Regions from separate parts of the Homo sapiens genome. Here region 2 is linked to region 1. A link is an interaction called in ENCODE POLR2A ChIA-PET data of the cell type or tissue named here. Cell type or tissue: OCI-LY7. All regions are shown on one strand. Links, peaks and the distances in the headings refer to the core of each region. The heading gives the core; the rest is flanking DNA.

The links. Peaks named below come from ENCODE experiments on the same cell type or tissue, not always from the same donor. Only the 100,000 strongest peaks of a DNase experiment are listed, where the experiment ranks them.
Region 2: POLR2A ChIA-PET joins it to region 1 with 5 read pairs; 4 of 35 experiments call an interaction of 5 or more read pairs at or near these places.

What each region holds. Positions count from the first base shown.
Region 1 is chr10:119,120,878-119,137,633 of GRCh38, forward strand. It overlaps DENND10 (DENN domain containing 10), which reads left to right. Exons shown (of 9, transcript NM_207009.4): 6 at 2,592-2,692; 7 at 8,638-8,745; 8 at 11,638-11,732; 9 at 15,594-16,756. The coding sequence ends at 15,770. Among named protein-coding and RNA genes, the nearest start is that of DENND10, 25 kb to the left of the region's middle. In OCI-LY7, for the core only: no CTCF peak of the experiment used is centred there; DNase peaks (open chromatin) are centred at 10,954 and 11,204; H3K4me3 peaks cover 811 bases; H3K27ac peaks cover 1,351 bases.
Region 2 is chr10:119,574,816-119,587,507 of GRCh38, forward strand. TIAL1 (TIA1 cytotoxic granule associated RNA binding protein like 1) reads right to left here. Exons shown (of 12, transcript NM_003252.4): 3 at 7,644-7,742; 4 at 7,354-7,408; 5 at 7,107-7,194; 6 at 5,120-5,195; 7 at 3,911-4,019; 8 at 2,826-2,921; 9 at 2,636-2,720; 10 at 2,265-2,388; 11 at 1,796-1,935; 12 at 1-976. The coding sequence ends at 850. Among named protein-coding and RNA genes, the nearest start is that of TIAL1, 16 kb to the right of the region's middle. In OCI-LY7, for the core only: no CTCF peak of the experiment used is centred there; no DNase peak of the experiment used is centred there.

The sequences.
Region 1 (16,756 bases), core at 8,366-13,365:
TTCAGTTTTATCAAAGACTCTTTTTTTTTTCTTGTTTTAATTAAAAAGTTTTAGAGCAGGACAAAGACTCTTACTTTGATAGTACATATAGATTTTTTAAATTTTATTTTCATTTTTAGTAGAGATGGGGTCTTGCTGTGTTGCCCAGGGTGGTCTCAAACTCATAGGCTCCAGTGATCCTCATGCCTTGGCCTCCCAAAGTGCTGGAATTACGGGTGTGAGCCACTGTGCCCGGCCAAAATAAATGTAGATTTTGTTGTTGTTAATAATTTTTTTGCCAGGAGGGTCAGTTCAGGGCCAGGAGGTGCCTGCCAGGCCCTGTCCCCTCTAACAGCTCCCCCACCTGCCATACAGATTTTTAAAGATTTTTTGTTTACTAAATCTAACTTGTTATTAGGTCCTTTTAAATTTTTTTCATTTTTATTTTTTTTATATTTTTTGTCGAGATGGGGTTTCTGGGGTCTCACTATGTTGGCCAGGCTGGTCTCGATGTCCTAGGCTCAAGTGATTCTCCTGCCTCCGTTGAGATGATTACAGACATGAACCACCACACCCAGCCATTAGGTCCTTTTTTTTTTTTTTTTTTTTTTGGAGGCAGAATCTCTCGCTTTGTCACCAGGCTGGAGTGGTACAGTGGCGCGATCTTGGCTCACTGCAACATCCACCTCCCGTGTTCAAGTAATTCTCCTGCCTCAGCCTCCCGAGTAGCTGAGACTACAGGTGCGCACCACCACGCCCAGCTAATTTTTGTATTTTTAGTAGAGATGGGGTTTCACCATGTTGGCCAAGATGGTCTCGATCTCTTGACCTCGTAATCTGCCCGTCTCGGCCTCCTGAAGTGCTGGGATTACAGGCATGAGCCACTGTGCCCGGCCAGGTCCTTCTTTAAAAGCAAGAGGACTTAGCATTCGTGTTGGGTTTACTGTATGTCAGGCATTTTGTAAGATACCTTAAATTATTAAATTTACTCATAACAAGAACCCTGCAAGGAAGTATTTTTACCCTGTTTTATGAATGAGAAAATTAAGGTTGGCAGAGTATAGGTATAAGGTAATGAAAAGAACAAAGGCTTCATAGTCAGAAAGACCTGAGTTAAAATCTTGGGAGGGCAACTTATTAGCTCTGTGAACACATAAAAGATAATGTTGGCCGGGCATGGTGGCTCACACCTGTAATCCCAGCACTTTGGGAGGCTGAGGTTAGCAGATTGCCTGAGACCAGAAGTTCAGGACCAGACTGGGCAACACAGCAAAACCCCATCTCTATAAAAAAATACAAAAATTAGCCAGGCATGGTGGCATGCACCCGTAGCCTGAGCTACACAGGAGGCTGAGGTGGGAGAATCGCTTGAGCCCAGGAGGTGGAGGCTGCAGTGAGCCATGATCACGTCACTGCACCCCAGCCTGGACGACGGAGTGAGGCCCTGTCACAGAAACAAAACAAAAGGTATTGATTGTTTCTGAGCCTGTGTTCCTTTATCTGTAAAATGAAGATCGTAATATCTACTTACAAGTTTGTTAAGACTGGAAATAATTTATGTAAGATGCTTAACATGTACCTAGCCTGTAAGACACACTTTAGAAGTTATTATTGTTATGATCATGATTGCATCAGATTTTAAGTGAGAGAGACAGAACTTTCACCCTGCCCTCTCTGGGTCCAAAAGCCCATATTTTCTATCCCATCACCTTTTCCCCCTCTACGTATGCTCCTTAAACTGGAGCGGTCACAGCTTCTGAGATATTTAGCAGGGCACCAGGGGTTCATGAAGCCACAGATAAATTTGATACATCTTGTTGCAGTCATTATTCTACCATAAGTTTTTTTCAGAGAAATCTATGTCTTAGGGAAACAAACACACTTGGTTTGCGAGTTTTACTAAAATTTTAAATATAAATGGGAGACTTCCAGAAAATTTCTTGCTTGCAGAGGTGACTTTGAATTTTACCCTTAGACTCCCTTTCCATGGCAGTCTCCAGAGTGGGATTTTTCAGAGGAAAACCTTAGAAGCGTCACTCTTTGCTACCACAGGGATCTTTTGAAACTTCACCTTGAGCTTTCTGTAGCTGATCTGATCCCCAAAAGCAGAGTTTAAAACATTGCAGAGAGGCTGGGTGCAGTGGCTCACGCCTGTAATCCCAGCACTTTGGGAGGCCAAGGCAGGTGGGTCACCTGAGGTCAGGAGTTCAAGATCAGCCTGGCCAACATGGTGAACCCCCATCTCTACTAAAAATACAAACATTAACCGGGCCGTGGTGGCAGGCACCTGTAGTCCCAGCTACTTGGGAGACTGAGGCAGGAGAATTACTTGAACCCCAGAGGTGGAGGTTGCAGTGAGCCAAAATCGCGCCATTGCACTCCAGCCTGGGTGACGAGTGAAACTCCATCTCAAAAAAATAAATAGTAAAACATTGCATTGCTTTAATTTGAAGCCCAGAGGTTAGCACATTTGGGGCTTGGTCTCACCTCTGTCCCTGATTAGCTGTAGACTCTACCCTCTTCATTTCCTTCTCAGGAAGAGGAGAAGGGGGCAGGCTGAGTCTTTAAGGTGTGGACCAGCAACAACTTGAGTTCTTGCCTTGATTCCCCAGGACTCTGCCTGCCCTGGTGTGGCACCGACAGGACTGGACCATCCTTCACTCTTACGTGCACCTCAACGCCGATGAGCTGGAAGCCCTGCAGATGTGCACAGGTAGACAAGAGGATCCCAGGGGAGGAACTGTTTCACTTTTTTTTTTTTTTTTTTCCTGAGACGGATTTTCACTCTTGTTGCCCAGGATGGAGTGCAATGGCACGATCTTAGCTCACCGCAACGTCCGCCTTCAATTCTCCTGCCTTAGCCTCCCAAGTAGCTGGGATTACAGGCATGTGCCACCACGCCTGGCTAATTTTATTCCACTTTAAAGAGGGTTTTTTGTTTTTATTTTGTGCATTCCCAAGTGGGATACTGATCCTTTATTATTTCTTTGGCACATGCAATCAATTTTTTGCCCTTAAATTTTTTTTTTTTTTTTAGTTTAAAAAAAAATTGTGGCCGGGAGCGGTAGCTCACACCTGTAATTCCAGCACTTTGGGAGGCCAAGGTGGGCAGATCACCTGAGGTCGGGAGTTCAAGACCAGCCTGACCAACATGGAGAAACCCCGTCTCTACTAAAAATACAAAAAATTAGCTGGGTATGGTGGCACATGCCTGTAATCCCAGCTACTTGGGAGGCTGAGGCAGGAGAAACACTTGAACCTGGGAGGCGGAGGTTGCGGTGAGCCAAGATCACACCACTACACTCCAGCCTGGGCAGCAAGAGCAAAACTCCGTCTCAAAAAAAAAAAAAAATTGTGGTAAAATGCATATAGGATTTACCTTTTTTTGGCCGGGCGCGGTGCCTCATGCCTATAATCCTAGCACTTTAGGAGGCTGAGGCAAGTGGATTGCCTGAGCTCAGGAGTTTGAGACCACCCTGGCCAACATGGGGAAACCGTATCTCTACTAAAATACCAAAAAAAAAAAAAAAAAAAATTAGCCGGGTGTGGTGGTGGGTGCCTGTAGTCCCAGCTACTCGGGAGGCTGAGGCACAAGAATCACTTGAACCCAGCAGGTGGAGGTCGCAGTGAGCTGAGACTGAGCCACTGCACTCCAGCCAGGGCGACAGAGCGAGACTCTGTCTCCAGAAAAAAAGATTTACCTTTTTTTTTGAGACCAGGTCTTCCTGTGTTACTCAGGCTGGTCTTGAACTCCCGAACTCAAGCGATCTGCCCATCTTGGCCTCCCACACTGTTGGGATTACAGGTGTCAGCTGCTACGCACAGCTACATTTACCTTTTTAACCATTGGTAAACATACAGTTCAGTGGCATTAAGTACATTCACGTTGTTGTTCAGCCATCATCAAAATGCAGCCTGTTTTTGGCTGGGCACAGTGGCTCACACCTGTAATCCCAGCACTTTGGGAGGCCGAGGTGGGGTGATCGCCTGAGCCCAGGAGTTCCAGACCAGCCTGGGCAACATAGGAGACCTGTCTTTTAAAATTTTTAAATTATAAAATAAAATTTAAAAAATGCAACCTATATTTAACTATTTAACCTGTAAAGTTTTTTTTTGTTTTTGTTTTTTTCTTGGGACGGAGTTTTGTTCTTGTTGTCCAGGCTGGAGTGCAATAGTGTGATCTCAGCTCACTGCAACCTCTGCCTCCTAGGTTCAAGCAATTCTCCTGCCTTAGCCTCCCTAGTAGCTGCGATTACAGGCACCTGCCACCATGCCCAGCTAATTTTTGTATTTTTAGTAGAGACAGGGTTTCTCCACGTTGGCCAGGCTGGTCTCAAATTCCTTACCTTAGGTGATCCACCCACCTCAGGCTCCCAAAGTGCCTGGATTGCAGGCATGAGCCATTGTGCCTGGCCGAACTTGTAAAGTTCTAGTCTTAAAAGTTTATCAGTGACTTTTTTTTTTCATCTTAACTTTTTAATTGTTATGGGTATATAATAGGTATATGTATTTATGGGGTACATATGATGTTTTGATACAGGCCTACAATGTATAATGATTACATCAGGGTAATTGCAGTATCCATCACCTCAAGCATTTATGATTTCTTTGTGTTAAGAACATTGTGATTCCACTTCTAGTTTTCTTTTTTTTTTTTTTTTTTTTTTTTGAGTTGGAGTCTCACTCTGTTGCCCAGGCTGGAGTGCAGTGGCACGATCTCAGCATACTACGGCCTCCACCTCCCAGGTTCAAGCGATTCTCCTGCCTCAGCTGCCTGAGTAGCTGGGATTACAGGTGTGCACCACCATGCCCAGCTAATTTTTTTGTATTTTTGGTAGAGAGTAGAGATGGGGTTTTACCATGTTGGCCAGGCTGGTCTCAAACTTCTGACCTCAGGTGATCCACCCGCCTCAGCTTCCCAAAGTGTTGGGATTACAGGTGTGAGCCACTGTGCCCAGCCAACTTCTAGTTATTTTTAAATATACAATAAACTATCATTCACTGTAGTCACCCTATTGTGCTATCAAATACTAGGTCTTATTCATTCTAACTATATTTTTGTATCCACTAACCATCCCAAATTTTCCCCCTCTCCCCACTACCCTTCCTAACCTCTGGTACCCACCATTCTACTCTCTATCTCCCTGAGTTCCATTGTTTTAATTTTTAGCTCCCCCAGATTAGTGAGAACATGCAAAATTTGTCTTTCTGTCCGTGGCTTCTTTTACTTAACATGATGCCTCCAGTTCCATCCATGTTGTTGCAAATGACAGGATTTCATTCCTTTTTATAGCTGCATAATATTCCACTGTGTATATGCACCACATTTTCTTTTCCATTCATCTGTTGATGGACACTCAGTTTGATTCCAAATCTTGGTGGTTGTGAACCGTGCTGCAGTGAACATGGGAATGGTGGTATCTCTTTGATACACTGATTTCCTTTTTTGGGGGTAAATACCCAGCAGTGGGATTGCTGGATCATATGGTAGTTCTATTTTTAGTTTTTCGAGGAATTTCCATACTGTTCTCCATAGTGACTGTACTAATTTACATTCCTACCAACAGTGTACGAGAGTTCTTTTTCTCTACATTCTTGCCATCGTTTGTTATTGCCTGTCTTTTTTGAGACAGAGTCTCCCTCTGTTGTCCAGGCCAGAGTGCAGTGGCATGCTCTCAGCTCACTGCAACCTCCACTTCCCTGGTTCAAGCAGTTCTCTTATCTCAGCCTCCTGAGTAGCTGGAACTGCAGGCACCCACCACCATGCCTGGCTAATTTTTGTATTTTTAGTAGAGACAGGGTTTCACCATATTGGTCAGGCTGGTCTCGAACTCCTGACCTCAGATGATCCACCTGCCTTGACCTCCCAAAGTTCTGGGATTACAGGCGTGAGCCACTGCGCCCAGCCGTCTGTATTTTTTTTTAGAGACAAAGTCTTGCTTTATTGCCTGGGCTTGTCTTGAATTCCTGGGCTCTGGGATTATAGGCATGAGCCACTGTGCCTGGCCATTTTCTTATGAAAATTTTTCTTTCTCTTTTTCTTTTCTTTTTTTTTTTTTTGAGACAGGGTCTTGCTCTGTCGCCCAGGCTGGAGTGCAGTGGCTCAGTCTCGGCTCATTGCAACCTCCACTTCCTGGGCTTAAGCCATCCTTCTACCCCAGCCTCCCAAGTAGCTGGGACTACAGGCACGTGCCACCATGCCTGGCTAATTTTTGTATTTTTTTTTTTGGTAGAGATAAGGTTTCACCATGTTGCCCTGGCTGGTCTCGAACTCTTGAGCTCAACAGTCCTCCCGCCTTGGCCTCCCAAAGTGCTGAGATTATAGGTGTGAGCTACTGTGCCTGGCCTAAACATTTTTAATGTTTTTTATTTCCCAGTGAAGTTATTAATTTATCTGGAATAATTTTTTGTGTAGTGTGTGAGTTTGGGATCTGACTGAACTTTTTTACCCTATGGATAACCACTTGGACCAGGACATTTATTGAATAATCTCTTTCTTTTTTCAGTAATGAGTAATATTACTTGTCATCTGTCACATTTTCTCATTCATGGGTGGGCCTGGGTCTGGCTCTCAGTAGTAGGTTTTGTTTTTGTTGTTTTTTAAATTATTTTGTTTTATCTTATTTTATTTTATTTTTTTGAGACAGAGTCTCGCTCTGTTGCCCAGGCTGGAGTGCAGTGGCGTGATCTTGGCTCACTGCAACTTCCATCTCCCAGGTTCAAGCAATTCTTGTGCCTCAGCCTCCCGAGTAACAGGGACTACAGGCATGTGCCACCATGCCCAGCTAATTTTTTTTTTTATTTTATTTTTAGTAGAGATGGGGTTTCGCCATGTTGCCCAGGCAGGCCTCGAACTCCTGAGCTCAAGCAATCCACCCGCCTCAGCCTCCCAAAGGGCTAGGATTACAGGCATGAGCCACTGCGCCTGGCCACCAGCTAATTTTTGTATTTTTAGTAGAGACAGGGTTTCATCATGTTGGCCAGGACAGTCTCAAACTCCTGGCCTCAAGTGATCCTCCCACCTCGGCTTTCCAAAGTGCTGGGATTACAGGCAGGAGCCACTGCCCCCACCTGTTATTTTTTAACTGTCCTTGCTTGGTAAAGTAAAACTCTAGGAATGATAAATTGGTCCTGTATTAGTGTGTTCTTGCACTGCTATAAAGAAATAACTGAAGGCCGGGTGGGATGGCTCATGCCTGTAATCCCAGCACTTTGGGAGGCTAAGGTGGGTGGATCACCTGAGGTCATGAGTTCAAGACCAGCCTGACCAATATGGTGAAACCCTGTCTTTACTAAACATACAAAACTTAGCCAGGTGTGGTGGCATATGCCTGTAGTCCCAGCTACTCAGAAGGCTGAGACAGGAAAATTGCTTGAACCCAGGAGGTGAAGGTTGCAGTAAGCCAAGATCGTGCCACTGCCCTCCAGCCTGGGCAACAGAGCAAGACTCTGTCTCAAAAACAAACAAAAAGGCCAGGCACAGTGGCTCACGCCTGTAATCCCAGCGCTTTGGAAGGCTGAGGCAGGCGGATCACGAGGTCAGGAGTTCGACACCAGTCTAGCCAATATGGTGAAACCCCGTCTCTACTCAAAATACAAAAATTAGCCAGGCGTGGTGGCGCACACCTGTAGTCCCAGCTACTCAGGAGGCTGGGGCAGGAGAATCTCTTGAACCTGGGAGGTGGAGGTTGCGGTGAGCCGAGATCATGCTACTGCACTCTGGCCTGGGTGACAGAGCGAGACTGTCTCAAAAAAAAAAAACAAAAAAACTGAGACTATAATTTATAAAGAAAAGAAGTTGAATTGGCTCACAGTTCTGCAGGCTGTACAGCAAGAATAGTGGCTTCTGCTTCTGTGGAGGCCTCAGGAAACTTACAATCATGGCAGAGGGTGAAGGGGAAGCAGGCACGTCTTACATGGCTGGAGCAGGAGAAAGGTGGGGGAAGGTGCCGTCCACTTTTAAACAACCAGATTTTGTGAGAACTCAATCACGAGAACCACACTAAGAGGATGGTGCTAAACCGCTCATAAGAAATCACCCCCATGATCCAGTCACCTCCGACCCGGCCCCACCTCCAACATTGAGGATTACAGTTCGACATGAGATTTGGGTGGGAACACAGATCCAAACCATATCAGTCTCTCCTCAAATAATTTTTTTTTTTGGTAATTGTATTGCTCTGTGAAATCAAAAAAATCTGGGAATCATTGTTCTAACACCAATCCCAGAGATCTGCTAATTCCTGAGTTGCCCTGAACCCTTAAAGATGATGCCATTTCCACTCTGAGAACCCAGGCATTTGCCATTGATTTCCTGAAGGCAAAGACCTGAAGGGGGAACATCAGTCAAGAGAGTCCTTGCTACCTTCTGCCACAGCTGTCATTCTTGACCCCAAGAGCAATGATTGGAAAGTAAATGCCCTACTTCAGTCTTGTCCTTGACACTGATGGATAATTTTGGAATATCTGGCGTTGTGTGAATATCTTCAGGCAACTGATAGTAATGTAGTCTTACTAACTGCCACAGGGTACAGCTAATGTTCCCGAATGAATAAAGCAGTGAAAGAGAGCAGTCGATGAGCTTTTAGACCCAATTCTTTTGATGGGTTCACCATATTTCTTCCTACTCCAGTAAGGTTGCTCATGTTTGTGATGCAGGTTACGTCGCTGGATTTGTAGACTTGGAGGTGAGCAACAGACCAGACCTCTATGATGTGTTTGTGAATCTGGCAGAGAGTGAGATTACCATTGCTCCCCTTGCAAAAGGTTTGTTCTCTGTTCTGTTCTTGATACAAGATATAAGCCAAACAGTTGTACATTTTTAGGCTGATTCTCTAAAACCAGTATGTGAGGGCTGGCTTACCAACTCTGCTGAAGATGGATATTTCCGTGTCTAGAACACAACATTTATTCCTATAAACATAGACATATTAGCAGAACATCCCGGGTGCTTATGCAGCAGAGTGTATATTAAGAAGTTAAATAGTCTGTTCATCTTGTTTCACTACTTTTGTGTTTAAACAAGGTGTATTATCTACTGCCACATAACAAATCACTTCAGAACTTAGCGGTTTATTTTCTTAATTTTGAAATGTTTCTGAGTCATACAGAACTCAGTGGTTTAAAACAACACATATTCCTTTTTCTTTTCTTCTTCTTTTTTTTTTTGGCAGAGTCTTGCTCTATTTCCCAGGCTGGAGTGCAGTGGCCTGATTTTGGCTCACTGCAGCCTATGCCTCCCGGGTTCAGGTGATTGTCATGTCTCAGCCTCCCGAGTAGTTGGGTTTACAGGCATGCACCACCATGCTCAGCTAATTTTTTTTTTTTTGAGATGGAGTCTTATGCCCAGGCTGGAGTGCAATGGCACGATCTTGGCTCACTGCAACCTCCGCCTCCCAGGTTCAAGTGATTCTCCTGCCTCAGCTTCCCGAGTAGCTGGGATTACAGGCACCCGCCACCGCACCCAGCTAATTTTGTATTTTTAGTTAGTGATGGGGTTTCACCATGTTGGTCAGCTGGTCTTGAACTCCTGACTTCATGATCTGCCTGTCTTGGCCTCTCAAAGTGCTGGGATTACTTACATATGTGAGCCACTGCGCCTGGCCTAATTTTTGTATTTTTACTTGAGACAGGGTTTCACCATGTCGGCCAGGCTGGTCTCGAATTCCTAGCCTCAAGTGATCCACTGGCCTCAGCCTCTCAAAGTGCTGGGGTTACAGGCGTGAGCCATCATGTTCTAAAACAACACATATTTATCTCACAGTTTTGGCGGATCAGGAATGACTTATGTAGAGGTAGTTTGGCTCAGGAAGTTTCAGTCACGATATCCCAGAGCCACAGTCATCTGAAGGCTCCACTGGGGCTGGAACATCCGCTTTCAATGTGCATGGCTGTTGGCAGGAGGCCTCAGTTCCTTCTGCCATGGGCCTCTCCATAGGGTTGCTTGAGTGTTCTTACAATATGACAGCTGGCTCCCCAGGAGTGAGTGACCCGAGAGAGAAAAGGAAGTCACAGTGCGTTTTATAATCTTGCCTTGATAGTCACCATTACTTCCTCCATATGCTATTTGTTAGAAGCAAATCACTAAGTTTAGTCAACACTTGAGAGAGGAATGTCTCCACCTCTTGAAGAAAGGAGTATCAAAAAATATGTAGGCGTTTATCACTACACAGGGTTAAATGTGACTCCAGTATGGAAAATCTTTTTGAAGCATGTCTTAGTAAGCATAAGGGAATGAAGCTGTTCTTAGAGCTAATGATCAGGAAAGGGTGTACTAGTGTTAGAGTGGCATTCTTAGACATTCTAAATTGTTCCAAATTAGGCCGGCCATGGTGGCTCACGCCTGTAATCCCAGCACTTTGGGAGGCCAAGGCGGGTGGATCACGAGGTCAGGAGATCGGGACCAGCCTGGCTAACACGGTGAAACCCCGTCTCTACCAAAAATACAAAAAATTAGCCGGGCGTGGTGGCAGGCGCCTCTAGTCCCAGCTACTCGGGAGGCTGAGGCAGGAGAATCAGTTGAACCCGGGAGGCAGAGCTTGCAGTGAGCCGAGATCGCGCCACTGCACTCCAGCCTGGGTGACAAAGCAAGACTCTGTCTCAAATAAATAAATAAATAAATAAATTGTCCCAAATTACAGCTACATAAAGTAGAAAAGATTGGCTTAAATGCGTGTTGAGCACTACTCAGGTAGTGGTTTTAGATGGGATTACTGATTAACAGCTTTGTTTTGTCACTTATCTTTCTCCTAAAAGTGGGGGCAGCTGAATGCTGACTCATTGGGAATTGTTAGATTCGATTATGTGAGGTTTTATTGAAAAATTCAAATTAATAGAACCATAACTGGCTTTCCTTTAATTCGTTTTAAAATTGCAAACATAATGCATGCTCATGATGAAAAATTCAAACTATGGGGTCAGATCTTTACGAAATAACTGCCTTTTGCAAAGCGAAAGTGAAAGAAAACTGGCTGTGGCTAGGGCCACTTAAGCAGCTGAAGCATTAGGACCAGAAAGGGTGGCCATCTTCCTGCTGCCCTGTGTTGCTCTGTGTCTATAAAAATGGGCTCATCCTAATCCGCACCAGTTGAATGGAGTCTGTCTCTTGAAGTGACAAACAAGTTTCTGTTAACCTCCTCAGTGCAGACAGTAGCAATGTATGTAACCAGGCTAACTTAGGTGGTTTCCTTTGCTCATTTCTAAGAATCTAAACGAATTGAGCGCCCAGCTGGCTTCTGCAGAACTGACAGGAAGCTCCTCTTTCACAATATTCCCGCCAAAAAGATACATTTCTTAACTGTAAAGAGCTGGACTAGAACGTCAGACTCTTGGCTTATAGTCATGACTTAGTTGTAGTCAGAATTGTTCATTATGCTTTGTCTGGGAAGAAAAATAAAAATTTTGGTCAGGTGGGTGTGAAGGGGAAATCTGGTTTGGTGTGATGTGTTTTTATGTTTGCCCAGAAGTATAAATCACGATTATATTATGCCTTTCCTCCCAGCATGTTGTCATATTTGTGTCTAGTGATAAAATGGACATGTGGGAGGTTATCAGCTGCTTTTTGAAAATTCCCTCAGTGTGGTCTTCCAAGTTTTCAGATAGATGGCATGATTATTTTTTATGTCGATTTCTAAATATTCACCTTCTTGATCTCACCAGAGGCCATGGCAATGGGCAAACTGCACAAAGAAATGGGTCAGCTAATTGTTCAGTCTGCAGAAGATCCAGAGAAATCAGAGAGCCACGTTATACAGGTAACTCCCTCACCTTCTGACTTACTGAAAGTCCTGACCCGGTGTCGCTGGGTGGTGTGCGGCAGAGCTGTGCACATAAGCAGAGTGGGGGGCTGTGGTAGAGGCCAGCGGGCAGGTGCTTAGAGAGGGTTTACAGACGGCCACAGTGATGATGGACAAGCAGGTGCAGGCTGGCCTGATCTAGTTAGTTACTGGGCTCGAGGGCAGGTATACACAGGGGCTGGTGCTGACACCGACCGCTGGCAATGAGAAATGTAACTACCAAGTGGTCTGGAAGGCTTTTCTGGGCCAGCCAGTGCATTCTTTCTTCCTAGGAGAATTTCCCTGGAGGAACAAATTATAAAGGGGAGGTTGTTGCTGAGCATGGGGAACTAGATTGTCAAAATTTTGCTTTGCTTGTCTCCAGGACAACAGAAATCATGCAGTCAGACTCCTGTCCCACTTAGTGACTGTTGCCACATGCCGCAGAGCCAGCTCCTTGCTGGTGTCTACCTGGCATGCTGACCAGCGTCCATGTGGCCCAGTGGGCACCTGCTCTGCCCTTGCCAAACTGGGATGGCAAATGGGTTTTATTTCTTGTGCTTTCCACGTGGTGGCCTGCAGCCCGCCCAGCTCCTTGCATTTGGCCTGTTCCCAGCTCCTTGCTCCTCTCCTGAAGGATACACTTCCAGCGTTGCCTTATCTAGATGCCTGACTCATAACCTGGGGCTGGAGGGCCCAGAAGGACTGTCTCCCATCTGCACCTGTCCTACCTGGGGGTACGGGGGCACCTCTGATATGCAGGCTTTACTCATTCGGCCCAACCTGATGCCTTCTTCATTTATCCATTCATTTACTCAGTGTTTCTTGAGCTCTGTTTGTTAGGCATTGCACTGGCAGTGGGGATGCAGTGGTGAGCAAATCCCTGCCCTCATGGAGTCTGTAATTTAGTGGAGTAGATGCACAGAAAATAATAAATGACAAGATAATTACAGCCCATGTTAGGTGCTGTGACAGAAGGGGTTGAGGTGGAGAATATTGGGGGATGGGTAGGCCAGATCTCTAAGGAGGTGACATGTCAGCGGAAAGATGAGAGGGGCCATTTCTCTGCAGTGCTGGTGGCCTGGCCAGCTGTGAGCAGGAAGAGTGGGCTGATCTTGCCCTGAGGACCTGAACACTGGAGACTCTGGGGCCGCTTCTTTCCTACCATGGGAATCCTCACTGCCCACCTACCCCCAACATTAGAGTAAAGACATATTCTTACAATATCAGCAACATATGTGAATCTGAGTTTTGCATTACTGTGTTGTTCACAGACTAAAAGTGCTACCTAGATGACTTAGTATGACGTATGAGACCTTGGGGAGGGCAAGTGAAAGTGCTGGGAATGCTGTAAGGGTTCAAAAATACATGAATGAATTAATGATGTCAGCAAACAAGGAAGAAGACGTGACTTTTTTTTCCCTTTTTTGAGTTTCACTGTCGCCCAGGGTGGAGTGCAGTGGTGCAATCTTGGCTCACTGCAACCTCCACCACGTGGGTTCAAACGATTCTCCTGCCTCAGCCTCCCACGTAGCAGGCACTGGGATTACAGGGGCCTGCCACCACACCTGACTAATCTTGCATTTTTAGTAGAGATGGGGTTTCACCACGCTGACCAGGCTGATCTTGAACTCCTGACCTCAAGTGCTCCGCCTACCTCAGCCTCCCAGAGTGCTGGGGATTACAGGCATGAGCCACCACGCCTGGCCAGAAGACATGATTTTTTTTTTTTTTTTTGGAGACAGAGTCTCGCTCTGTTGCCTAGGCGGGAGTGCAGTGGCGTGATCTTGGCTCACTGCAACCTCTGCCTCCCAGGTTCAAGCGATTCTCCTGCCTCAGCCTCCCGAGTAGCTGGGACCATAGGCATGCACCACCATGCCTGGCTAATTTTTTTGTATTTTTAGTAGAGGCAGGGTTTCACCATGTTGGTCAGGCTGGTCTTGAACTTCTGACCTCAAATGATCCACCTGCCTCGGCCTCCCAAAGTGCTGAGATTACAGGCGTGAGCCACCATGCCTGGCCAGAAGACATGATTTTAATGAGTGCTTTAGTGAGTCCTCAGCCACCCAAAAGGAATAAAGCCTGCGTGGCAGGTGCCGGGTTACTTATCCCAGGCAGAAGAGGACTTTTGGGAAGAGATTCCTTCAAAAAAACAATAGCAGCATTTCTCAAAAAGTTAAACATCAAGTTACCATATGATTTAGCAATGCTGTTTCTGGGTATATACCCAAAATAATTGAAAGCAGGGACTCGGCCAGGCCCGGTGGCTCATGCATGTAATCCCAGCACTTTGGGAGGCCGAGGCGGGCGGATCACCTGAGGTCAGGAGTTCAAGACCAGCCTGGCCAACATGGTGAAACCCATCTCTACTAAAAATACAAAAATTAGCCGGGTGTGGTGGTGGGCGCCTGTTAATCCCAGCGACTTGGGAAGCCGAGGCAGGAGAATCGCTTCAACCCGGGAGGCGGGGGTTGCAGCGAGCCGAGATTGTGCCATTGCACTCCAGCCTGGGCAACAAGAGCAAAACTGTCTCAAAAAAAAAAAAAAAAAAAAAAAAGAAAAAGAAAAGAAACGATACTGTAAAAATATAGCATTATCATCTTATGGGACTACCATTGTAAATGTGGTCCCTGGTTGACCAAAACGTCATTATGTGGTGCATGACTGTACTCGTATGGAAATATCCATAGCAGTGTTACTCACAGTAGCCAAAACGTGGCAGAAGCAACCCAGTGTCCTTCAGCAGATGAATGGGCAAGCAAAATGTAGTCTTTATATACAGTAGAATATTACTCAGCTTAAAAAGGAATGGAATGTTTTGAATGTGGCTTTTGTTGGGGGGGAGAAAAGGAATAGAATTCTGATACATGCTATAGCATGGATGAACCTTGAAACCATGCTAATGAAATAAGCCAGACACTAAAGGGTAAATGTTGTATGATTCCACTTATATGAGCTATCTAGAGCAGACAAATTCACAGAGTTAGACGGCAGAATAGAGGTTCCCAGGGGCTAAGCGAGGGGAAATGGGGTTATTGTGTAATGGGTAGAGTTTCTGTTTGTGATGGTGAAACGTGCTGGAAATAGTGGTGATGGTTGTGCAACGCTGCAAATGTACTTAATGCCACTGAATTATACACTCAGAAAATGACTAAAATTGTAAAAAAAAAAAAAAAAAAAAAAAAACCAAAACCACACACTATGATTTTTCTAAGTTAATTTTGTTTCATTTTTCCTAATTTTTTCTTTAAAAAGAATTATCAGGCCAGATGCAGTGGCTCAGATCTATAATCCCAGCAGTTTGGGAAGCCAAGGTGGGCAGATTGCTTGAGCCCAGGAGTTTGAGACCAGCCTGGGCAACATGGTGAAACCCCATCTCTACAAAAAGTATTTAAAAATTAGCTGGGTGTGGTGGCGCATGCCTGTAGTCCCAGCTACTCAGGAGGCTGAGGTGGGTAGATCACTTGAGCCTGGGAGGTCGAGGCTGCAGTGAGCCATGATTGAACCACTGCACTGCAACCTGGGTAACAGAGCGAGACCCTGTCTCGAAAACAACAACAAAAAAAGGAGTTATCTTTTTTGTTGTTCGTTTTTGAGACAGGGTTGCCCAGGCTGGAGTGCAGTGGTGCAATCATGGCTCACTGCATTCTCTAACTCCTGACTCAAGACATTCTCCTGCCACGGTCTCCCAAAGTGCTGGGATTACAGGCATGAGCCACCACGCCAAGCTCATTTTTCATAGTTTATAAACAGTCTGGAAAAAATAGGAAGAATTCTAGAGACTAAATATTCAAATTTCGGATACTAACATGTTGCATATATTTTCCTGTTCTATTAAAGGATATTGCTCTAAAAACAAGAGAAATCTTTACCAACCTAGCACCGTTTTCAGAAGTTTCGGCTGATGGAGAAAAGAGAGTCCTTAATTTGGAGGCGCTAAAGCAAAAACGATTTCCACCAGCAACAGAAAACTTCCTTTATCATCTAGCAGCAGCCGAACAAATGCTGAAAATCTGACTGTGTGACAGAACGTATCACTGATGACTGATAGAAAGCCCTCTTTCACTCTGATTACCCACTCACTACATGAAGTCCTGAAAATAACAGAGAAACTGTTATATCTTTTTAATGATTTATTTGCAAGTATTGAGATTTGACCTGAAAAACAATGAAACACATGAACACACTTCCGATTTTCTCCTCGCTGATTAGCTTCCTGCCTGCTGTCAGTGCTGGACGAAGTGCTATAACTACTTTATGTAACATTACAGAACAGCTAGAGGTCCTGGGGTAAGAGAAAAAAAGCACATCACAACAAATGTGAAAGCCTTCATTATTACACGTTCCAGTTTGTCTCGCTGTGTAGGCATAAGCTAATGGTTTATTTTCAGAAAGCTGCCTGAAACGTTGCTTTGTATTCTTCTAGGAAGAACTTTAATTCCTCCTGAGGAACTCTACTTTCTGAGCCAAACTGCTAATTTTCTGCGGAACTGTCTAGAAGATCATTCAAGAGACCCTGCAGTTGCACTTTCTCGTAAAAGTTAAAAAAAAAAAAAAAAAAAAAAGGTTTTTCCCGGCCTTTGAACATTTTGCCTATGAGAGTTTTGCATATATTTTATACTTGAGTAGACAACTTTAATAATCCATATTTATACTATCGCAGAAGTAAGCATTTGGCAAACGTTCAGCCATTAGCACTCATTTAACCCTGTTAGCAATATTCTTTTGAAAAAAGTGCCAGTCCTTATGTGATAAACTAAGAAGCCCATTGAATATAAAAGTGTGTAGGACTGAAACAGTGACCTTATATTATTGCTAAGGGAATATGAGATTAACTTCCTACAGGGGCCAAAACCAGAGAAAGGCTTCCAGCAACTTCGATGAAAGTAGTTTGGCCACATGTCAAGCCAATTGTTTGTACTATTTATGTACCTTTTTCATAACTGGAATTGCCAAATAAGCATGGAGATCTAAATGATGTACTTGTTAGTGTATTCATTCAT
Region 2 (12,692 bases), core at 5,689-10,688, 450 kb after region 1:
CATTGCTGCTACTTCTATGTTGAAGCATGCTTTTTAAACACTGTAGTTATTGAATATTTACAATATGTATCATTTAAACTTCATGTAAAAGCACAAGTATGACTGTCTGACTTCAATACAAACACCATACTTGGATTTCCCCCCAAAATGAAATGTAAAATACTACAATTTTAATAATCGACACTTTTGGAAGTTTTAAAAATATGTCTTAACGTGGACCACCAACATTTGCTCAAGTAACTCAAACAATGCTGTTCCTTTTTTAGGGTGCAAAACTTCAGTCTGGCTTCAGTTTCTTTAGGCATAGAGAAAGAAAATATTTCCTCCAAAGCGACTCCAAAATCACGCATTTCTTCTGAATATCACACTTTTTCTCTGCTGACTTCAAATGTGGTCCACCTCAGGGAAGGGGAGGGGAGTATCAGGATTCAGGATGAACTTATATGTGATTCCCAGGTTTTCACGATCCTCCCTTTTTTGCTCTTTTAAAAACACAGTGAGTTAAAATACTGAACAGCAAGATAAAAATGGAATAGTATCTAAGAATCAAAATGTATTAGCCATTTTTCCTATTATATCAAAATTTGTAGTCAGAATTGTCTTTATTGACTTTATTTTAGTTTTTGTACATAAAGAAAAATCATGTTCATATCCATCATGAACAAAAACTTAAAAAGGCAGAACTAGAAGACACGTGTCCTTCACCAAAGCAAATCTGTGCTAAAGGTTCCAAACATTTCAATTTTTAAAATAAATATTTTCATTTTCCGATGTCTACTTTCATGTCTTCAGAGTGTCACAGGAAATCGAAGCCTATCATGAATTACAATTTTTTTTTAGAGTCCCGGCTCACTGTGTTTGGTAACTTGCCATACCATATCCGGCTTGGTTAGGAGGAGGTATTACAGGGGGAGGAGCTTGTCCTTGGGGAGGCTGAGCACCAAATCCACCCATCCAAGCAGCAGAAGGTGATTGACTTGGAAGAAAAAGAAAAAATCTTCAGCAAACACAAGAAAAAAAAAATCACATATGTATTTACACAAAAATCAAGCAGAGCCTAATCACAGAATAGAAAACCAGAAATCAACACACCTACAACAAATAGAAAGATCAAAGAAATAAATGATATATGTGTAGAATACATATTCCAGTATTAGTCTTTGATATTTTTAAGATAACCACAACTTAACACACTGATGTCTGAGGAGTATCTGCAAACTAATTTTTTAAAAATTGTGAATGATTCAACACATCATCTATTACATAAGAAATTTTAAAAACAAGTTCATGTTGGAAACAGTCTCAAAGGAAGAAATCTGAAAATAAAGCTATGGGCTGGCCCTGGGCAGGGGAATTACAAAGGAGGAAACCACTCTATCAACAAAAGAAAAAAAAAAAAAAAAAAGGCCAGTTACTTTGTATCACACAAACCTCAGATTTCTCACACATACCACATAGGCATAAAACCATCAAACTTTTGAATATATCTGGACAAAGATCTTTTACATGCAAAAATAAATAAAAGTGTATCAGAAATGTAAATCAAATTCTACCAACTGCTTACAGGGATCATAGGACACACTAAATGTTACCCCAATCCCCCCTTTCCACCTAGGTAATGAGAAGTAATTTCTTAGCCTCATAAATCATATTTTGTTAGATTAGTTTCTATAATGCTCATAATGCCAAATAGCTCAATGTATATAATTAAAATAGATTCTCCCTAGGAAAACACACTTTTATTTATTTTGTCAGAACCATACGTTTCTATACTGGAAAAACCCAAACAACTTACTCTACTCCAAATCCTTGTTGATTCCATGGTTGCCCGTATACTCCATAAGGCGGTACTTGCCACCCATTTGCCATATACTGTCCATACTGTTGTGGGTTTCCATACACTTGGCTCCATTGGCCCCATTGACTATAGTCAACCTAGGAAAAAGCAAAGTATTGTTTTAGGGAACACATAAGAAACACCGTATATGAAGAAAGAGTGGGAGACAAGGAAGAGAAAAACTAAGTAAGCACCCTTATGTGAATAGGACTCTGTTATTTATCATTGTCTAAGTTTATTGGGGTGGTGACACCTGTGAAAAGAAAGTATTAAGATTCAGTTAATACCGCAAATAATCAATTTTGAAATACAATCAACTGAAAGTAGCTATATGCTTTATTTTATTGTTCATTTTACAGAGTTTCCAAAGCTTTTATGTGACATGTAAGATGGAAACCTTAAAGAATGCTATGAAAAATCGAATTACCTGTTGGAAGTTTTTAGTCATATCAGGAGATTCTTTACCCCAATAGCATTTAACCACATGTCCTTCAATCGTAGTACCGTTCACCGAAACAATGGCATGGGCTGCACTTTCATGGGTTGAAAATCTAAGAAAGAAAAATGATATGGTTTTGTCTTTTATTTTTTAAGAACCTAACACAATAAATAACATGGAAACTCATCAGTTTACACCTGCAAGTTGGTATTTTTTTTCTAAAGTACATTAGGTAGGTAGCTTAAACTTCTATACTGCAAAGAAGCACTAAAATAACAAACACTGATACCCTGGAGAACATAAGTGAAAGGAATGAATCAAATATAAGAGTAATAATGATATTTCAAGTAGAGTGTTACCTGACAAATGAATAGCCCTTTTCTGGGAAAACTCTTATTTCCATAATTTGTCCAAATGGTGAGAATGTCTGTCTCATAAGCTGATCTATAAAACAAAACATACAAATAAAACATGGCTGATGTGTATCATGAAATTCATATGAACAGTGATGAAGCTCCTCAGAGGTGATTAGAAAACCAAACATTGTACCTGTTAACCCAGACGCAATTCCTCCACAGTACACAGTACAATTTTTTGGACTTGACTGGTTTACTACATCTTCAAATCTCAACTGCTTAGTGTTGTCTGTATGCAGAAACAAAACAAAAACGTTGACTGTTATATTGTACTATGAAACTCTTCTGTTAATTACTATATACTATTAAGATATGCCTCAGGCCGGGCACCCAGCACTTTGGGAGGCTGAGGTGGGCAGATCACCTGAGGTCAGGAGTTCGAGACCAGCCTGGCCAACATGACGAAATCCTGTCTCTACTAAAAATACAAAAATTAAGGCAGGGCACGGTGGCTCACGCCTGTAATCCCAGCACTTTGGGAGGCTGAGGCAGGTGGATCACGAGGTCACGAGTTCGAGACCAGCCTGACCAACACGGTGAAACCCTGTCTCTACTAAAAATACAAAAATTGGCTGGGTGTGGTGGCACACGCCTGTAATTCCAGCCACTCAGGAGGCTGAGGCAGGAGAATCGCTTGAACCTGCGAGGCGGAGGTTGCAGTGAACTGAGATCGCACCACTGTACTCCAGCCTGGGTGACAGAGCGAGACTCCACCTCAAAAAAAAAAAAAAAAAAAAAAAAAAGATATGCCTCAATGGGAGGAGAAAACATAATTTTTCTTGATGCTATGATTTGACACAGACTTGATCTATAAAATCAGGTGATTCACAGCTCCAAAAATACTTATACCACAGCCCAATTATTTTCAGATAATGAAATATAAAATGAAATAATTAGAGTCTTGCAACACTAATTAAATACTACGTCAGCCTGGACAACGTAACCAGACCCTGTCTCTATAAAAAAATTACAAATTAGCTGGGCATGGTGGCATGTCCCTGTAGTCTCAGTTACTCAGGAGGCTGAGGTGAAAGGATCACTTATACCCAGGAGTTTCAGGCTACAGTGAGCTAAGATCATGCCACCGCACTCCAGCCTGGGCAACAGAGCAAGACCCTGTCTCTTACATAAATAAATTAGAAATTGAGACTAGATGAATACATGATACATGATTTTGTGAAGAATATAATTTTAACACACACAGTGGACATATCTTACTTTCTTGTGTACTTTTAGGTGCAGGTGGTTTACGAGTGGCCCAATTGGTTCGGATTTGACGACCACCCAACCACTGACCGCCCATATGCACAATCGCATTTTCTGCATCCTATGGATAAAAAAGAAAGCACAATCACAAAGAAAAGAGTGATAAATAAGACTCTGTAAGATGAAATAAAATATCGGCGCTGCTGGTTCCATACAAATCAGTAGATGAATTTACTAAATATCCTAAACAAAACGAAACTGAACTATTACCAATTAGAAAACGATTTGAACTTGAGATTCAATCTAAGCAAAAACAGAATACTCTGGCCCTTTATCTTACCACTTCAATAAAATGTAGATGACCTGTAATCCCAGCACTTTGGGAGGCCAAGGCAGGAGGATCACTTGAGATCAGAAGTTTGAGACTAGCCTGGCGAACCCAAGTGAAACCATGTCTCTACCAAAAATATAAAAATGAGCTGGGTGTGGTGGCACATGCTTGTAATCCCAGCTACTCAGGAGGCTGAGGCAGCGCGATCGCTTGAACCCGGGAGGTGGAGGTTGCAGTGGGCTGAGATGGCACCACTGGACTCCAGCCTGGGCAACAGAGCGAGACTCTATCTCAAAAAAACAAAACAAAACAAAACAAAACATTGATTTAAGTTATTGAAACTGCTTTAAAATCAAAGCCCACTTTATTATTTAATGTTACAGTTAATGCAAATGCTTACTTTGGTACCCCTTTTACAAAGAATATATGCAAAAATCAAGATGAATTGCTTAAATTTTTATTTACATAATTTGTTGTAGTCATTCACATCCCAGTTATATAAGAGTATGAATAATAATTTAAAAGGTAGAGTTAAAACTGAGATTTTCATGGTTAAAACTGAATATAATTTACCTAACCTCTAAATTCTCAGATTAGCTCATCTGTCCTAGACTTGGGCTTTACTTCTAAATCCATCTGACCTTTACCAATGTACAAACACAATTTTAATAATCTTCCTTATAGTATAATCATTCTTTTTCTAGCTATTTATTTTCGAGTTTATGAAAGAGGAATGAAATTATACTCTATTATTAAAACATACATAACATTACATAAAAGTTGTGTTTGTAGTTAACATTCAAGTATATTCAAGTTTCAGATTCAATACATTAAGTAACTAATGACTAAATTTAGTATTAAAAAATATAAATTGAGATGGAAGAACGTACCAGTTTGTTATAAAAAGATACAAAACCATAGCCTTTGGATTTTCCAGTTGCCATGTCTTTAACTACCCGGGCATCCCTGTGAAAAGAAGCACAGCTAAATGAGGGAAGTAAGAGCCACCCTCAAAATAAAAACTAAAAGGAACCACACACACTGTATTGTGAGCATTTTTAAAATAAAATTCCAGTTAGCCCTAATTAACTACAACCATTCCTGAACTCTCCCTAATGCTTCTTTACCTGTTAGAAAAAAGCAGTAGGACAAAAACATGTAATAAACATGCAACCTAATCAAATAGCCTGTGCTTTCTAAACTAAATGCTCAAATTTGAAGATTAATAGGAACAACAGTTTCCCTTTCTAATATTCTATTTACTAGTGTCCTCTAAGGTTTACTGATTCTATAAATTACTGTAACAATACTAACTACTTTACCATGCAATCTCTAAATAGTTAAATGTCTTCTGCCTAGTGATACAAAATATATGAAATATTAAAAAATTGAAAAAGAGGAAAAAATAGGAATTAAAAAGGCATACATGGCCTGTTAACAGATTTCTTTATTTTTCTTGGTCAATTCTCTACCATCATTTTGGAGTTTGGGCAGCTGTAAATTTTGAAAAATTGACATTTTCAGAAATTTAAGAAAGGAGAATAAAAAACTAACAACAATGCTAAGCACACCAGTACGAAAACAACAAATTTACACAGAAATTTTAGTGAGTAAGTTAAATGATTGGAAATATAGAACTCCACTGAATATAGAATGTTAAAATGTAAATACTAAAATATGTATATATAAATAATGTATAATAAGAATAAATAGAAATGAGAAAAAAAATCTACAACTGAGTTCCAGTGTGCACAGTTCCTTGCAGTTAGCCTTCAAGATCCTGTCCATTCTTATGAGCAATTCTGCAAAATAACCAGAATGCTATTACTTTTAATTGTGACTTGGACTTAAGAAAAACTGCAGGTCTCAGGTATAAATAAAGATTGAAAAACAGCAACCTGTATTATTTTTATATTGATTTTTAAAATAGTACTACTTACCACATTTAGATTAAAAAGCAAAGCAAATATCAAAACAGAAAGTTAAGAATTACATCTTTTAAAGAAATTAAATCTATAGAACAACAAATTGTATAGAGAAAATATTGTTGTTCTTAGTTGAAACACTTTCCTGTAAAGTAGTACTAAGATGTTTAATTTAAATCTACAGGAAATATACAAAATAAACTGATTTTAATCAGAAAGATAAATTATGATAAACATTTTCTACAATTCATAACCATTTTTAGTTTTCCAATATATTTTTTACCAAGTAACAACAGTAAAATCTGAGCATAAATTTGTTAAAAATCAAACCACATTTGCCTCTTAACTAGTAGAATCAAATATCACTAACAAAAACATCTAATTAATCCCACATTTATGACTCATACATTGAAACATTTTAATAGTATAATAGTACTTTTCACTTATAGCTAAAATATCAAAAACACATTTATCATAATAAAACATGAACATTTCCAATTTAATCACAATATATCCAAGGATTTACCTACTCTCCCCCATTTATAAATTCCTCCTATAAAAGTTATTGAACTCTTACACAGTATAGATCACATTTACTTTTGATTAACTCATTATCCTAAACCATCAAATTTTGAAAACATATGACAAAAAGCTAGACTTTATAAGTTTTACCATTCAAACATCTGCTTCAAAGATAACAAACAGAATCACTTAAATTTTTTTTAACATATTATACACAGGATTAGATGAAAACGAGACCCCAAGACACTGAAATGACATTAACATTTTCAACAACATCCACTACTCAAAACAAACCAAAATAAATAAATGAAAAATAAGAAACAAAACAAAACCATACTAACTAGAGAAAGAAAATCTTAATTCAATTACAAGTTAATCATATACAATTCTGCCTATCATGACTGAGTGTAGTACTGATTATGATACTTACGATATTTTACCAAAGGGGGCAAATGCTGATTTGATATCTTCTGTTGTAATTTCTGGACTCAAATCCCCAACAAACACATGGAAGTGATCTGAAATCAGAGCATTTGGTAATCAAATACTTAAGAAGTCAGCCACTAAAACCTTTTTAAGGCAACTCTAGAGGAGGAAAAAAAAACCTATTTAAGCTGGTAATGCCTCCTGGATAATTTCAGAACTCTTCCACAGTAAAATGCAGCAGGAGTACTTACTGGAAGTATCTTTTTTCTGGCTACTTGGTGTGGTTGCCCAGTTTACTTTGACCTCCTAAAAATAAAGATTATATTTAATAAAATTATTAGGCATGTCATGAGTTACAACACTTACCACTTATTAAATCATTTATCAAGCAGGGTTATTTTTGTAAAAGCACTAAGCTGAATAAAGCAAAACCATCACTCAGCAGCCGAATATCTGCTCAAAAATTTGCCTAGAAAGAATACAAACTAGTTTGACATGCAAATATATGTACTCATAAGGTGCCATCATCCTATTATCTTACCTTTCCCAAAATTTTTCTCCCATTCATAGCAGCTAATGCAGCAGCTGCATCTCTGTGTTCATAAAATTCCACAAAGCAATATGGGTCATTGCTTGTATGCTGCAAAACAGAAAATCCAACAGAAGAGTTGACCCTTCTGCTATCGGGTTGCTGAGAAGAAAATCCAGGAAAAAACATTACTGATAGCTGGGAATATACAAGGTGAGACTGCATAAGCTTATGAAAGCCTAACACTTTTTAAATAAGATTTAAAGCTAAACCTGACTTTGCACCTCAGAATACTGCTGAACTCAAACGGAACTATAAAAGCAGTTGTAGAATCATGAGCATCAGTATTAAATGAAAATAAAGAATTCTGGTGAAGTGTGTTAAATATAAAATAGAAGATTATATTAAACCAAACAAAACCTCAAACTCAGATCTGATGAGGACCACTCCTTACCACTACTTTCCTTCTCCAATATTATTTTTAAATTACGTTCTACTTATGCATCATAATCCTCTATAAGTGGTATCCCAGGATACAGAAATACAGCAAGAACCAACTTCATAAACTACTGATCAAAATTAGGATCAATACTACAAATGATGGAATTCTATGCTGCTACAAAGACTGAATTTTATTGATTTCTTTTCTGGATATGGAAAGAATGAAAATAAAAACAAGAAAACTTAAGCTTTATAACCAGCTACTGAAATGAATTCCCTACCTTCCAAAATAGTCTAATGTACTGAAGATTCTATATACTTTGAATTTGGTCTTCCAAAGATCAGAGAAATAACAGTGGTGATCAAGAAAAGAGGTTCTGAAAATGTATCTGAATAAAATATTCCAAGACAAAGCTATAAGTTTACATCATAAGAACACCATATAAAAAATCTATATTAAATATATTCTGCAACCCTGTGCTTGACAGTAGTTACCTAAAACACATTTATAAAGATGTGAAGAAAGTAGTACTACCTAAGCTATAGCAACATTCTCACCTGACAACCAAACTAGAAATGAATTTCTATGAAACTGCAACCTGTACTGAATAGCTGCACAACTGTACAAATACATATTTTTATGTAAGGCTAAAAACATTCATCATTATTCAATGTAAAATGCCCTATAAGAATAATATTTAAAATGTGGAATTCTAGTTGGACTTACAAGGGATAAATATACCAGATAAAATAAAGATCTTTTCAACCACAACAGTTTTTCATTCCAGGAAAGTTTTAGAAGAAAAATCCAAAATAAGACGTCTAAACAATAGTGGCAAAGGAACCAGAAGGCATTTCCTTGAGGGAAAAAAAGTGGGATCGTTAATACTGACAACAAAACTATGGGCTCTCATACAAAATCCTACTGTTGTAGCCACGTGAATGCTGTTCTTAAGAGGTAAAGAAAGGAAATGGGGGAAGACTTCAAATGAAAACACACATTTAAATTCTTGTAAAAGAGTTATTACATTTACCATAAATATTCATTGAAGAAAGGACATCAAAATAAATAAGAGGCTAAAATTGTGCTAGTTGAGTTTTCCTTTCACTCCTATCTCTTTTGCCCCAATGGTCTCTAAGGAAAACACTGATAATCACAGCAAAACATACAGGGGTCCAACAGCAGATCTATGATAATCCCATACACTTTAGGAAACTAGTCTACTCGTGAATACCAATTTCAAATCTATCTAATAGTAGGCCAGCTCCCAATCAATGTATGCACGTGCATGTATATATACACATATATTCACTGACATCACATATTTTATATATTCACATCACACTGCATATCATCTAATTTAAGACACCACTTATTTCTAAGTCACATCCCAACTGTCAGATATTAAAATTCTAAAAAAATTTGACTTAGAATCAATAATATATATTTGTATTATATAAGGAAAGCTAGAATCTATGATAACAACATCTAAAGTAAAAAAAAAATCATAAAACTATGGGGGAAAAAGGATTTTTCACATACTGAAATGAAATTTATGAAAGAAAAATAAATAGCTGCTAGATACTCTGCTAGAGTTTATACCCTCTGGAAGCTTCTTATTTACACCACCAAGTGACATCCTAAAAATCAATTATGGGCTGGGTGCAGTGGCTCACACCTGTAATCCCAGCACTTTGGAAGGCTGAGGCAGCTGGATCACTTGAGGTCAGGAGTTCGAGACCAGCCTGACCAACATGGTGAGACCCCCATCTCTACCAAAAATACAAAAAATTAGCTGGGTGTGGTGGCGGGCGCCTGTAATCCCAGCTACTCAGGAGGCTGAGGCAGGAGAATCGTTTGAACCTGGGAGGCAGAGGTTGCAGTGAGCCAAGATCGTGCCACTGCACTCCAGCCCGGGCAACAGAGCCAGACTCTGTCTCAAAAAAAAGTGCTCACGCCTGTAACCCAAGCACTTTGGGAGGGCGAGGTGGGCGGTTCACGAGGTCAGAAGATCAAGACCATCCTGGCTAATATGGTGAAACCTTGTCTCTATTAAAAATACAAAAAATAAAAAAATAAAAAATATTAGCTGGGCATGATGGCACGCACCTGTAGTCCCAGCTACTTGGGAGGCTGAGGCAGGAGAATCACTTGAACCCAGGAGGCCAAGGCTGCAGTGAGCCGAGATCATGCCATTGCACTCCAGCCTGGGCAAAAGAGCAAGATTCCATCTCAAAAAAAAAAAAAAAAAAAAAAAATCAATTATGGCTGGGTGCAGTGTCTCATGCCTATAATCTCAGCACTTTAGGAGGATGAGGCAGAGGCAGGAGGATCACTTGAGCCTAGGAGTTTAGGACCAGCCAGAAGTTCGGGACCATTGGTAACATGGTGAAACCAATCTCTACAAACACATTTAAAAATGAACTAGGTGTGGCGGTGCTGTCCCAGCTACTTGGGAGACTGAGGTGGGAGGATCACTTGAACCCAGGAGGTGGAGGCTGCAGTGAGCCATGATGGCGCCACTGCACTCCAGCCTGGAGGACAGAGTCAGACCCTGTCTCTTAAAAAAAAAAAAAAAAAATCCGTTATGTCCCTACCTTATTTAGCGTTGTCACCAATTTTTGTTGGATGACATAAATGTCAAGACAGAGAAATATGAGACTTTACAAGCTCAAATCTAGGAGTTCTAGAATATGGATGTTATGAAAATTCATTTCGAGTCCCTCTACCCTTCAAATAGCTGTATGTATACATGGGGTTTTAAAAAATAGTTAAAATAAATCTTTACAAATGTTTCTCAAAAATTTTCTAGTGAGTCTTTCCCCACTTTCTCACAACCCGTTCTCTCCTAAACCTACTTCTGTCAGCTTCCAAGCTAACCATGCCACTGAAACTGCATGTTGAGCTCAACAATGACCTCTCTGCTGCTTCTGTGATTCCTTTTCCATCCTAATCTTTACTTCCAAGCAGAATTCACTACAGTTGACCACCATCCTCCTTTAAACATTCTCTTCTGTCTCCTACCACACTCTGGTTTTCCTGTTTCCTCACTGTAGGATCTTTCTTCCCTTACTCAAACTCTAAATGTTGAGCTTGTCCAGGGCTCAGACCTCACGGCCTCTGTGCTCTTCTTTACCATCATTCTCTCTCTGTGAACTCATCTAGTCCCATGGCTTCATGGATTCAAATACCACTGCAAGCTTCAGCACCGGTCTCTCTAGAGTTGCAAACTACTTTATCCAACTGCCTAATCTAACGTCCACTTTGATGTCTAATTCATGTCTTAAATCTAACATCCAAAACACAATTTCTGATTCCCACCACTCCCCATGGTGACATCCATCAGGTCACCCCCACTTTAGCAAATAAATAGCATTACCAACTATACAACTGCATTAACATGAATCTTAGGGTATTTCCTGATTTCTTCCTTTCCCTATGTCCCACAGCCAACCCAGTCCTATCAATTCTACCTCCAAAATATATTCCAAATCTATCAACCTCTGTCCTTATCTTGACTTCGGCTAGCACTTTCGAGAATAAGCCTCCATCATCTCTTACCTAGACTAGTGAAGTAAATCCAGATGGTTTTTCTCCTTCTGCTCTTGCCCGCTACAATCTATTCTCCATAAAACAGTCATTCTCTACATAGAGTAGTAAGCTTAAATATGCAAATCTTGGCACCTCATCCCCCTGCTTAAGCCCCTCCACTGGTCTGCCACAGCAATCAGAGTAAAACCTAAACTATGTCATGGACCATAATGTCCTGTGATTCTGAATCCTGCTGTTAGACTCATTTCCCTTAACTCCCCTCCATCCCTCACCAGACTCTAGCCATCGGTCTTTGATTCCACAAACACAAGTTCATTACCAACTCAAGACTTGTATTTGCTGTTTCCTCTGCCTCCAGCTCTTACCATAGATAGCACCATCTTGTTATTCATCTCAGCTCAAAGAGGTGACATCTCTCATCACCTAGCCTATATAGCACCAACCCTCCAATCATCACAGAACTCTGTTTTATTCTCTTCATGGCTTACATCCCTATTTGCTTGGGAAACTCATTTGGCTGTCTCTCCATTATATCTCCAGTACCTTGTATAGTGCCTAGTGCAAAGGAAATTTTTGATCGATGAAAGCACAAATAAATAATTAAAGGCAGGAAGGAAAAATATAATACACCAGAACAAAATGATGATTGTCATTACTTGGGAAAGACAATCAAAAGGCCAATGCACTTTAAAGGTTTTTAACAGTTCTCCGTTTCAGGATAAAACAAACTCTTTAGCACAGTTTCTAGCCCTTTCCATAAACTCCTGCCATCTCTTACGACTAATTCCATTTTAACTACAACCATGCTACGGGTTCTATTTTTCCCTCTCTGTCTCAAGCACTCCTGCTCTCCCTACCAACCTGGATCAAAGTTCCCTTTATTTGGAATCCCTTCTTCCCTCAATTCCTTTCTAGCCAGTATGTACTACTATCCTTTCAAGGTTTCCGCCTAGGCAGTGAGTCCTCCAAGAAGCCGCTCACTGACCTAAGGCTGCACTGGATACACATTTGCTCCCACAGCACTTTAAGTTGTCTGCTTCTAGAGCATTTATTATCCTACTTCCTAA